2 separate regions of the Homo sapiens genome follow, and region 2 is linked to region 1. The links are chromatin contacts, found by Hi-C or POLR2A ChIA-PET in ENCODE. All regions are on one chromosome and are shown on one strand. Each heading gives the region's core, a stretch centred on a gene start or an enhancer-like site at or near the end of the contact. The rest is flanking DNA. Distances are from core to core; before and after follow the strand shown. Region 1 overlaps SELL (selectin L). Region 2 overlaps DNM3 (dynamin 3).

The links. A loop is a pair of places that touch in the nucleus more often than their neighbours do. ChIA-PET counts read pairs that join two places held with the same protein, here RNA polymerase II (POLR2A). Pooled maps may share reads with other maps.
Region 2: a loop to region 1 is called in a pooled map, with 13 times the contacts of the local background. The contact joins two enhancer-like sites. A Hi-C loop is called at or near these places in 2 of 37 single-sample maps with no recorded cell type and 4 of 50 pooled maps. POLR2A ChIA-PET finds 5 or more read pairs at or near these places in 1 of 52 experiments (activated naive CD8-positive, alpha-beta T cell).

Annotation. Positions count from the first base shown.
Region 1 is chr1:169,697,180-169,703,322 of GRCh38, reverse strand. It overlaps SELL (selectin L), which reads left to right. Exons shown (of 9, transcript NM_000655.5): 6 at 1-68; 7 at 1,635-1,763. Among named protein-coding and RNA genes, the nearest start is that of SELL, 11 kb to the left of the region's middle. Within about 2 kb of position 3,467, at least 4 of the 41 ENCODE cell types and tissues checked have a DNase peak (open chromatin) inside an H3K27ac peak, as active enhancers do.
Region 2 is chr1:172,341,005-172,347,147 of GRCh38, reverse strand. The region is part of intron 17 of DNM3 (dynamin 3); the gene reads right to left. Among named protein-coding and RNA genes, the nearest start is that of C1orf105, 77 kb to the left of the region's middle. RefSeq lists an enhancer at 4,375-4,484. Within about 2 kb of position 3,792, at least 13 of the 41 ENCODE cell types and tissues checked have a DNase peak (open chromatin) inside an H3K27ac peak, as active enhancers do.

The DNA.
Region 1 (6,143 bases), core at 2,218-4,717:
AATTGGGAAGAAGAAAACCATTTGTGAATCATCTGGAATCTGGTCAAATCCTAGTCCAATATGTCAAAGTGAGTAAGTTTGTCCTGGAAAACTGAAATCTTAACGATGGAGCTGATGGATGAGCAGATATGAGGAAAGACATACATAAACATTTACATGTTGTTTTGCTAAGAATATGTGGCCTAGAAATAAATTTGTATGCTTAACTCACTGTAAAATCTTTGGCTGGTCTTTCCTCCTCCTTTAATGACAATCATTTCCTTTTTTTGTTCTCACCTCTTGCCATCTTAACTCCTAAAATCTGAACTCACTGATTTACTTTTTACCCATTCTTCTATTCCACTACAATCTAACATCTCTGTTAGCCCATTGAAATGCCTGTAAAAGGTCACTAATGACCACCTACTTCCCCAAATAATGGATACTCCTGAATCATCACTAAGCTAATGCCTCCAAAATCTATCTGTATATGAGAAGAATCATGTCTTGTTCATCTTTGTATACCCTCCACCTGACACAGTGCCTGGCAATAGGTGCTAAAGCAAATGCATGTTAAGCTAGCATGTGAAAGAATAGCTACCTGTGTCTGCTCCTGAGACTATCTGCATGGATGACAAAAGTCTTTAAATGGTAGGATCTACAGAAGCTGTCAGAAATGCTGATCTCTGTGTGCTGCGTGCCCAGGGCCAGGGAGTAGAGTGGATGAGCAGAGAGAGGCAGGGAGGCCTTTAGCAGAGGACTGTGTATTAGGCCTATCAGAGACATTTCCCTTTAAGGCCTAGCTAGTGTTCATTTCCTCCTCATCTTCATCAAGCCAACAGGTACCTTCTGTCTGGAGCTCCTGGGAACTTGAGCCTTCTCTCAATCATATATTTGGGTGTGGGGATCAAATCACCTTGAAAAGGTTCATCAAAGTAATGGGAAGAACTAAGGATAGAATCAGACCCTCTGCCAATATGTAAAAAAGTAGATTCCTTCAAATGTTAGTATCAGGAGACAGATTTTTTTTTATACCAGTATTTTCAAATAGAGGCTCCCAAATGAACTTAGTTTACACTTACAAGAGTATCTCTAAACATGCCCTTTTACTTATTCGTGAAGGAAGTAGAGGGAAGTGGTAACTACTGCATTGGAAAGAAATTAGTGCAGGTCCTTGGCATGTAAAAATCAAGTGCTTATTTTTGCACAACTGCTTTAAAGTAAAAGCATTAATGATTTCCTTTGACTGGTGAATTATCCAGTTCAGATCATTGGCTTTTATTTTTCCTGAAGTTGTATTAGGCTTTTAGCTCTTCTCTGTGTTTCAGAGTTCCAGTCATTGAACAAGTCCATGGAGCTAAATACAACGATGACCATTCTTGCCAACATTTTTAGGTGCATTTTCAGGAACTCTATGAACCACAAATCTGGGCATTGAGATTCTGTAGGCATTAGACTAGCAAGGCTGGTCCAGTCTTTGCCTATGCTGTAGACTCATCAGGGGCCTTCCCATGCCAGTTTCCTCATCTGTCAAATGGCATCAAATGGGCTACTACTGGGAGATGTAAGGAGGAAAAAAGTCAAATATCATGAGATAGACTAAGGAAATAATGCTGGTGGTCTCATGCTATGTGCCTTACTGATTTCTCTTTCAGAATTGGACAAAAGTTTCTCAATGATTAAGGAGGGTGATTATAACCCCCTCTTCATTCCAGTGGCAGTCATGGTTACTGCATTCTCTGGGTTGGCATTTATCATTTGGCTGGCAAGGAGATTAAAAAAAGGTATGTGAGTTTAACTTCACATGAAAAGAACACAACTTTAAAGTGAAAAAGAAAAAAAAAAGAAACCCACAGGAAATTAAATGTGATAGATTCAACACAAGCAGGATGCCAAGCTTTACATTCTAGAGCCATCAGTCCCTGGAGACATGTAAATCAGCCCAGGACACACCTTCATTAAAACAGGTTGGCTGATTTTCGCTTTTCATCTGATAAACTTTTAAAAATGTCTATTACCTTCAAGGCAGCTTGCTAGGCTGATAACAACTAAGTGAGATATTCTAATGGTTCTTTGCTCTTATGTAATTCTTTAATACTTTTTTTTTTTTGAGACAGAGCCTCACTCTGTCACCAGGCTAGAGTGCAGTGGTGCAATTTCAGCTCACTGCAACCTCCGCCTTCTGGGTTCAAGCTATTCTCCCACCTCAGCCTCCCAAGTAGCTGGGACTACAGGAGCGTGCCACCATGCCCAGCTAATTTTTTGTATTTTTAGTAGACACGGGGTTTCACTGTGTTAGCCAGAGTGGTCTCGATCTCCTGACCTCGTGATCTGCCTGCCTTGGCCTCCCAAAGGGCTTGGATTACAGGTGTGAGCCACCACGCCTGGCCTGCTCTTAATTAATTCTGAAAAAATGACACACTATCTCTGTCCTCTAAGAGCCTACATGCCTTGGATTTCAATGCTACAATTCCACTAGGAAGTGGGTCTAATGTCCACTAAGGTTTCAAGGCACTGCTCCCAAATACCTGACCTCTTCAAGAGTCACCTGGTTCCCAACACATGGGCATTGCATTAACCCTGGGAGAAATTCCCATGTATTCTCCCAAGTATCTATTCACCAAGGCCACAGCTCTAACCAAATGCACCATATATGCTTTCCAACCATCCGTCACTGGAGAGGAAAAGAGAAGGAGGACTGCCTTGAGAAGTTAACATCTGCTGCCCAGATTATCACTCCCTTTACCTTAAGGCATGAGTGTGTCTCAGCTTTAAAGTGTGAGCAACCCACTAGCCTGCAGCAGGCCTTGGGTGTATGGTGCCACATTTGGCCAAACTCACCTGGAAGAACCATTCAAGGCTGTAACATTCATGGACATTGGGCAGCTTTTAAGATATACCTGTTTTGGCCAGGTGTGGTGGCTCATGCCTGTAATCCCAGCACTTTGGGAGGCCGAGGCGGGCGGATCATGAGCTCAGCAGTTCAAGACCAGCCTGGCCAACATGGTGAAACCCTGTCTCTACTAAAAATACAAAAATTAGCCAGGCGTGGTGGCGGGCACCTGTAATCCCAGCTACTCGGGAGGCTGAGACAGAAGAATCACTTGAACCCGGGAGGCGGAGGTTGCAGTGAGCTGAGACCGCACCATTGCACTCCAGCCTGGTGACAGAGTGAGACTCTGTCTCAAAAAAAAAAAAAAAAAAGATATACCTGTTTCAAGTTCAGGGATGATCTCGAAACAATTGCTAACCAACTGCTCTGTGTTGCCTTTCTGTGGGCTCAGTTGATTGTCATTTTAATTTTCCTTCCATCAAATTAGTTAGTACGTATTCTGTTCACTGAATATGGTATGTAAAGGTTGCCCCCTGTCCATTTACACTGGCAATTACAAAAATATTATTTATCAGTCCCTAATTGCGTGCCACTCTGATCTTATCTTTCATTTAAATTTGAGAATAGTGGGCGCTAGGTAAGTTTTCTAACCAATCCAGAAAGACAAAGTGTGTGAGGGGGGTGGGGATTGTTGATATGCAAGAACTTCATTAGCTATGTATAACCTGAGAGCACTGAGCAGTTAAAATGTCTCTGCCCTTGCTATTAGAAATTCTGTGCTGATTGAATCTCACTATCTTATAGTATTATACAGTACTAAGTACTATACAGTACTAAGTATAAGTATCAAGTACTGCATTAAGGCAAAAGAAGAATGACAGTTTTCTCCAACCACTGATTATTCTTTCCATTGAGACTTCAAATCTTGACCCCGGTTGTCCTGTCTTTCTTCCTACCTTGGGCGATGATGGCAGAACTGACGGATAGAGAACAGGGTGGGTTATTACACACTGCCCCCTGGGATAAGGTGGCTATTGTCTAAATAATTTTAAGGACTTTGGGGCTGTAAGTCACCTTAATAAGGAAGCTATTTATTTCCGAATTCTAAAATCTTTTAATAAGTGTTTGTAGAATCAAAAGAATAGAATCAAACTCATTTGCATGTAGTGAGGGGTTAGCTGGCTAAGGCTGTTTTATAAGCAAGGGTAAAAAAATTAGAGGGGTTGTTTTTAAATTTTTTACCTTGGAGTCATTTCTGTACAAGATCTCAAACCGATAACTTGAAAACTGCTGTGGGAATCAGTGTGGGGCAAACAGGAAACAGATAACGGGCAGTTAGGCTAGTTACAGTTATGCCAACAAAGAAAACAGAAGCCCCAAAAGATCACTGGCTTGGTAGGAAGCTTAGGGTATCTTTAAGATAACATTAAATAGTCTTCATCTGTGGGCCAGGCACCTTGGCTGTCACCTCTAATCCCAGCACTTTTGGAGGCTGAGGCAGGAGGATTACTTGAGCCCACGAGTTCAAGACCAGCCTGGGCAACATGGCGAAACCACATCTCTACAAAAATACAAAAAATTAGTCAGGCATGGTAGCATGCACATGTAGTCCCAGCTACCCAGGAGACTGAGGTGGGAGGATCACTTGAACCCAGGAGGTCAAGGCTGCAGTAAGCCATGACAGCACCACTGCACTCCACAACAGAGTGAGGCCCTGTCTCAAAAAAAAAAAAAAAAAAAGTCTTCATTTATAAAACAACATCTTCCATTTTCACCAACTTACAAATGATTCTGCTTTCCAAAGATTTTAGTTGTAGGTTGGTCCTTTAAAACATGAAGAGTATTTTTCCTATGGAGGCAATGGTAGAAATAATGGCTACATTCCCAGGCTAAATCTAAGACAAAATATAGTTAATGGCATTTACAAGGATAAAAGTAAAAAGTCATAAATCTCTATGTGTGTGTTTAGGTGTGTGTGTGTGTCTATGTGTGTGTGTATATGTATATATATACACAGAGAGAGAGAGAGAGAGAGAGAGAATTTATAGGCTTTTTGGGTTCTAATAGTTAGAAAAAGGGCACAGGTAACTATTTAGAGCATGGTAGCCAATGAAGTGACTAGAGCCTTCACCCCTATTCTTCTGTCCTCAGATGAATCTTCTGACTCTAGCACTTTGTCCCCTGCCCTAGTAGTCTTAGTATGGAGACTTTCCCTCCTTTCTTTTAGGAAAGGAATAAGGAACAGTTCCAGAAACATGTGTCCTTGTGCATGGGCTCATCTAGACACATTTTGTGCACCAGGCATTATCATTTTCTGATTAGTCACTACCATTGGCCCTGTTTGGTAAATAAGGAAACCAGGGCAATGATGTTTTAGGCCAAATCTCAAAAATACCATATCAGCAGGACCCAGAGTCAGAGATTAGACTCCAGTCCAGATACATCTTCTAAAATCACTGGTCTTCAGATTTGTGAACTGGTTTTTTCCTCGGTTGGAAGAATTTCCCACCAGAACCAACACACAGGGTTAGACCAGGGCATGAAACTGAACACATGCCCCCTTAGTTCCTTTTTCTTCAAAATGAAACTCTCTCAGTAGGAACAGATTCTTACTCATCTATTGCTGTTAGGTTCATCATCCCTAAAAAAAATATTTATGTGAAGCTAACCAGAATCTGAAATTAATTCAGATTTGATTCCCCCTGCTCAAGTGCACTTGGTCATCAGCAGGCTGAATTTTAGAAGAAAAGATTTCAAATAGTAGTCTTTAATACTTTAAAGGATTAAAACAGTAATGCAACACTGTCTACGTGCTAGGACCTGAACTAAATACTTGGAAATATTTTATTTTATCAACCCAATGAGGATGATACAATTATTATGCCTCTTTAACAGATGAAGAAATTGTAGTTTAGAAAAGAAAGTAGCTGTTCAAATACACACTACACTACAGGTGGCAAAATAGGGCTTTCACCTGGGTAGGATGATTCTAGAATGCCACTTTACAGCCACTGAAATATATTGCCTCCCAAATGATTCTTTCTGCTCAAAGAGTTTTTTTTAAGTTATCTACTTATTTATATTCTGCTTTTTTCAAAAAGAATGTGAGAACAGTACAAAATGTGTTCAGTATAGCAAATTAAAATTAATTAAAAAGTAAGAAAAAGAAGCCAATTTGGGCAACCCACTCGGGTCCCCTTCCACGCTGTGGAAGCTTTGTTGTTTCGCTCTTCGCAATAATAAATGAGCTTGATGTTTTATTGAGTACAAAAAAAAAAAAAAGAAAGCCAAATTTAAACTTAGGGTACAAAAATCATTTGGAACCAAGGTT
Region 2 (6,143 bases), core at 2,543-5,042, 2.6 Mb before region 1:
TCTGTACTTGAGGTTTGAGATGCTCAAACACACATGTAGTGTGAATTCAGACCTTACATTCAAATGGGGGCAAACTTGTGGCTATGCAGTTTAAAGGCAGATCACCACCCATCACTCCCCTTTTATTTAGTGCCAAGGTCAATACAATATAATTTCCTGGCTGCATTCTTCTGGACATTGGTTTTATTTTTAGTATATTCTTAGACCAGGATACAGTTTTTTCCAGTCCCAGCCTGTGTGACAGGCTCCTGTTAGGAGTCTTTGGAACTTGGAATGTACTAAGCTTTACACCTGTTTGCCAGGCATTATTTGGCCACCATGATGGAGGCACAAGATCTCAAAAATTTGGGTGAAATCCTCAGGATGGAAACCAGTGCTTTAGTTTCCTGCTTTCGTGTCATTTTCTGGCTTCTATGGATTCTTTCCTTTTAATTCATTTTGGTAGTGCATTTAATACAAATTTGATCTATTTTCTTCATCATTTAAACTATAAATATGTGTATATGTCCATGAGGGTGTCTGATTTGTCCTTCTGTTTAAAACAGAAGTCTGTCTATCCCAATTTCAACATTTATTACCTATTGCAACAGTATCTTAGTCGTCAGTCCTACATCCTAATATACTTACTCACTCCTAGTATAACACTCTTACTAAAATATAAAGATGATCCCATGTTTAAATGTCTTCACTGATTCCACAGTGCTCTTCAGATAAAGTCTTCCAGCCCTTGGCATACAAGGCCCAGCACGATTTGCTCTCTGTCTACCTCCCTGGCCCCTCAGTCTTCACTGTACACCTTCACATGCACTTCATGCAGCCATAGCTATGGACCTTCAGTTACGCCAATAAACTCTCATTTCTCTGAATTTTTACTTATACTGTTACTCTGTCTGGGATGCATTCTCTTTTCCATAGCTTTCTTCCTGATTCTTACTTTTGAAGTGACCATTCAAAAGTCACTTTCTCTTCAAAGCATTTGCTAATCTACATCTTTTTCTTTCTTTCTTTTTTTTTTTTTTTTTTTTGAGACGGAGTCTCGCTCTGTCGCCCAGGCTGGAATGCAGTGGCACGATCTCGGCTCACTGCAAGCTCCGCCTCCCAGGTTCACGCCATTCTCCTGCCTCAGCCTCCTGAGTAACTGGGACTACAACCACGCCCACAAGCACGCCCGGCTAATTTTTTTGTATTTTTAGTAGAGACTGGGTTTCACTGCGTTAGCCAGGACGGTCTCGATTTCCTGACCTCGTGATCCGCCCGGCTGCTAATCTACATCTTTGCTTGTTAGGAAAATGTAATTTAGGTACCTCTCATCTCCACCTCCTAACATAACGATGATAGCAGTTATGTTACAAGGTGATATGAAATTATTTTCTTATCAGTCTCCCCCTAAACTGGGAACCCTGGGAACAGGGACTATTTCATGCCCAGAATCAAGCATGATGCTGGACACATGGAAGGTGCTAACTAAATGTCTATATAATGAATAAGTAAATCAAGTGGCACAAATACACTTAAAAGTCAGGTATTTGATAAAGAAGACTTGTTCTAATGGATAACAGTGTGTGTGCATATGTGTATGTATGTATATGTATGTGTGATTTAGATTATCTGCTCTTTAAAATTATGCAGAATTTTTGACTTCACATCAATAAAAAGAATGAGAACTACTTTCCATTTTGATGTGCTTGACTTTGGAGCCAAATTAATAAGGAGAGAAGGGAGTAGTTCACTTAGGAAGCCCTTCATTCTCACTTGGCTGAGAACTGTTTTGTCTTCCAACATTATTGTCTCTAATATAATCAGTTTCCCTTTCTGAAGAAACCTCAAATAAGAAAGCAAGACACAGCTGAGAAAATATGTTTTGAGAACTAAATATTTTTAACTGTGATGAAACTAAAGCTTTTTGTTTAATTCCTTTCTATGAAATGAGAAACAGAAACTCTCAACTAACTGTTAGGGTTTCAGGCTAATGCCTCTGAACTTTCGAGAAAGACAATTCTTATTCCCTCTATGATTATAATTATGTTTTCTTTTCCAAGCTATATTTTAAAAGAATGCCAGTTTAGAGAAAAACTCTAGGCACATCTGATGTGGACATGAGACCCTACATATTAATGATCAACAGATAGAATAAAACTTTTATAAGGCTATAAAATATGAAGTATTCTGAAAGCTTTTGGTACTAGTATGCTTAATGGAATACAATTAATAGAATGCTTCTTTAGAAAAACACATTTTGTGATTTTTTTTGTGAGCACATGTACACATATACATGTATGTTGGTAATGGAATATAGAATTCTGATGGCTATTTTTCTTCAAAATTCAAATCAACCATTAATATTTTGAAGTGATTCCTCGTCTATTTCGAGTTTGAGCTGAGTCTCATCATAAAACACTGTGAGAAAGGAAACAAACTGCATAGATTCCATTTGGCAAATCAGAGGCCTGTAGATCTGACTGTGGTTCAGCCGCTGGCGCCATCAGTTCGGCTCCAAATCAAAAGCTGTGGAAGGAGGTAATTAGCAGGGACTCTAGACCACTCAGTTGGCAACAGCAGGCTTCTTATAGCCACTGGGAAAGTGGGTGGGAAGGGGTTCAGAAATATTCTGTAAAACAACATTTCTCCTTCAGAATAGAAGATTGCAATTATAGGGCCATTTTCGTGGGGAAAAAGCCAACTTTAACGCTTGTTTTAACACATTTGTGAAGGTGTCAATATTTAAAGAGAAAGTTCAGCCACTACCAAGGGAAATAATTACAGCCTCTAGTTCAATAAGAAGACGAGAATAGAAGACAATACCTTCTAACCCACTCACAACAGTAAAAGGGTAACATAACCTGGGCAGAGCAACCACTCACAATTCTTGGCAAAATATGGTTGCAATTCCTCATCCCATTAATTCCAGCAGAAATTAAACCAATGAGAGGCATTTTTTGCCAACGCAATGAAAATATAATTATGTAAGTCACTTTCAGAGGATGAAGTCCTCTGAATCTTGCCTGGCCGGGCTGTTGATTTTTCAAACTTGAGTGCTCAATGGAAAGAAATTGGCTACATTCGAGCTGCTCAATTTGGCTGTAGACGTGATCATTTACAGATGAAGGCAAAGCAGCCCTGAAGTGAACAGAAGATGAGAAGACTGCGTTCCAAATTGACCAGCTGAAGGAAAGTTTATATTTTAAAAAAACAATTACTTGGTCAGTGACTCATGGGGAAAGAATTCTTAAGCTTTCTTCAGGGAAACCCCAGTAAATAACATGTAAAAATAAAATGGAGATGGTGTTATCTGTTTGGTTGAGCCGTTCAGTTCACATAATAAACCTTTTGGCAAAAAAAAGGACCATTCTGAACACGATTATTCTCTCCGGGAAATCCCCAAACAGTAAGAACTACTGTGGCTTCCTTAAAATTTTACAGAATATTTTGTATCTCAGACTTGCATGTGAAATAAAAACTTGGAAGAAATATGGGAAAAAATCTGCTTTTTGTTATAGGGTTGAGGATTTTTCAGCTGGCTGCTTCTATGATTCACACTGCACTCGACTCCTCTGAAACTCAAAACCACATATCATAAAAAGCAACATGGGCTCGAGTTAGTCTTCCTGCTTTGTCCCTAGGAGAACTGACTGCTCTAAGTATGCCCCACAAGACACACAAGAGAAATGAATGAAAAGTTATCGGCCTGCATCAATTTACTGGAATATGGTGTAAATCATATACTTTAAAGGACAGCTGGAATTTTACTTTTTTTTTTTAAAGTGGATTTCACTGACATAATCTATAACAGTTTCAGTTCCTCTCTTTTTAATTAGTAAAAGCTTTTGGAATTTTGTTGTTTTTAGTCTCTAAGAACATCGCAAGAAAAAAAGGTTGAGAAAATATGTTATAAATGATTAAAGAAAGCCCTGCTTGCTGGTGCTAGGAATAGTTAAAGCTTCTCTATTCCCCAACCCCCTGCCCAGAATGCTTTGTTAAAGCCACACGGTGTCTAATCAGCATGTCTTTAGATTATTTTATGTTAATTGAAATTATGGTTAGTCTTAGAGGTTAATGTATACATGCACATGTGGCTTCAAAGCCTTCCCAAATTACTGGCTTAGCTCCTTCGCCTTAGGGAGGCCTGATCTGTGATAAAACTGACCGCATTAAACCAAGTTTATTGCTATGGAGTTTAACATAATGGAGAAAATATATTTTGCAGGTTTCTTTAAGAATTCCCCATTCTAAAACGCTCTCTTAGGATCCCTCAAAAAAGGTAAGAAAAAAAGAGGAAATGTAAAAGGGAAGGACAAAGAAACTGACTCATATCAGAAACAATAGCTTTACAGATTACTAAGAAGCAATGGAGAAGGCAAAGAACAAGACTGTCATAGATTGTGACTTCTACAACATGTTTACTTTTTTTTCCCTTTAACTTTTATTTTAGGTTCAGGGGTACACATGCAAGTTTGTTACATAGGTAAGCTCATGTCATGGGGGTTTGGTGTACCAACAATAGGTATTTTTCTGATCCTTTCTCTCCTCCCACTCTCCACCCTCAAATAGGCCCCAGTGTCTGTTGTTTCTCTCCTTGGGTCACTTGTTCTCATTATTTGACTCTCACTTATAAATGAAAACATGTAATATTTGGTTTTCTGTTCCTGTGTTCATTTGCTAACGATAATGGTCTCTAGCTTCATCCATGTTGCTGCAAAGGACATAATCTTGTTCTTTTTAATGGCCGCAGAGTATTTTATGGTGTATATATACTACATTTTCTTTATCTAGTCTACCACTGATGAGCATTTAGGTTAATTCCATATCTTTGCTATCATGAATAGTGCTGCAAGGAACATATGCATGCATGTGTCCTTATGGTAGAACAATTTATATTCCTTTGGGCCTGTAACCAATAATGGAATTGCTGGGTCAAATTGTAATTCTGTTTTTATTCTTTGAGGAAACGCCACACTGCTTTCCACAATGGTTGAACTAATTTACATTCCCACCATCAGTGTATGAACATTCCCTTTTCTCTGCAACCTCGCCACCATCTGCTATTTTTTTATTTTTTTAATAGTAGCCATACTGACTGGTATGAGATGCTATCTCATTTTGGTTTTGATTTGAATTTCTCTTCTCTAATGATTAGTGATGTTGAACATTTTTTCATATGCTTATTGGCTGGATGTATCTTCTTTTGAGAAGTGTCTGTGTGTGTCCTTTGTGTACTTTTTAATGGGATTGTTTGGTTTTTGCTTGTAAATTTGTTTAAGAAGTTCCTTATAGACACTGGTTTGGTTTTATTGCAATTGCTTTTGGCGTCTTCGTCAGGAAATATTTGCAAATTCCTATGTCCAGAATGGTATCGCCTAAGTTATCTTCCAGGGTTTTTATACTTATAGATTTTACATTTAGGTCTTTAATCCATCTTGAGTTAATTTTCGTTTATGGTGAAAGAAGGGGCCCAATTTCAATCTTCTGCATATAGCTAGCCAGTTATCCTAGGTCCAGTTAGGGAATAGGGAGTCCTTTCCCCAATGCTTTTATCAGCTTTGTTGAAAATTAGATGGCTGAAGGTGTGCAGCATTATTTCTGGGCTCTCTATTCTGTTCCATTAGTCTATACGTCTGTTTTTGTACCAGTACAATGCCGTTTTGATGACTGTAGCCCTGCAGTATAGCTTGAAGTTGGGTAACATGATGCATCCAGCTTTATTCTTTTTGCTTAGGATGGCCTTGGCTATTCAGGATCATTTTTGGTTTATCTGAATTTTATACTAGATTTTTCCAATTCTGTGAAGAATACTACTGGTAGTTTAATAGGAATAGCATTGAGTCTACAAATTGCTTTAGGCAGTATGGCCATTTTAATGATATTGATTATTCCTATCCATAAGTATGGAATTTGCTTCCATTTTCTTGTGTCATCTCTGATTCCTTTTAGCAGTGTTTTGTAATTCTCATTGTAGAGATCTTTCACCTCCCTGGTTAGTTGTATTCCTAGGTATTTTATTCTTTTTGTGGCAGCTGTGAATGGGATTGATTTCCTGATTTGGCTCTTGGCTTGGATGTTGTTGGTGTGGGAATACTGATTTTTGTATGTTGATTTTGTATCCTGAAACTTTGCTGAAGTTGCTTATCAGCTCAAGGAGCTTTTGG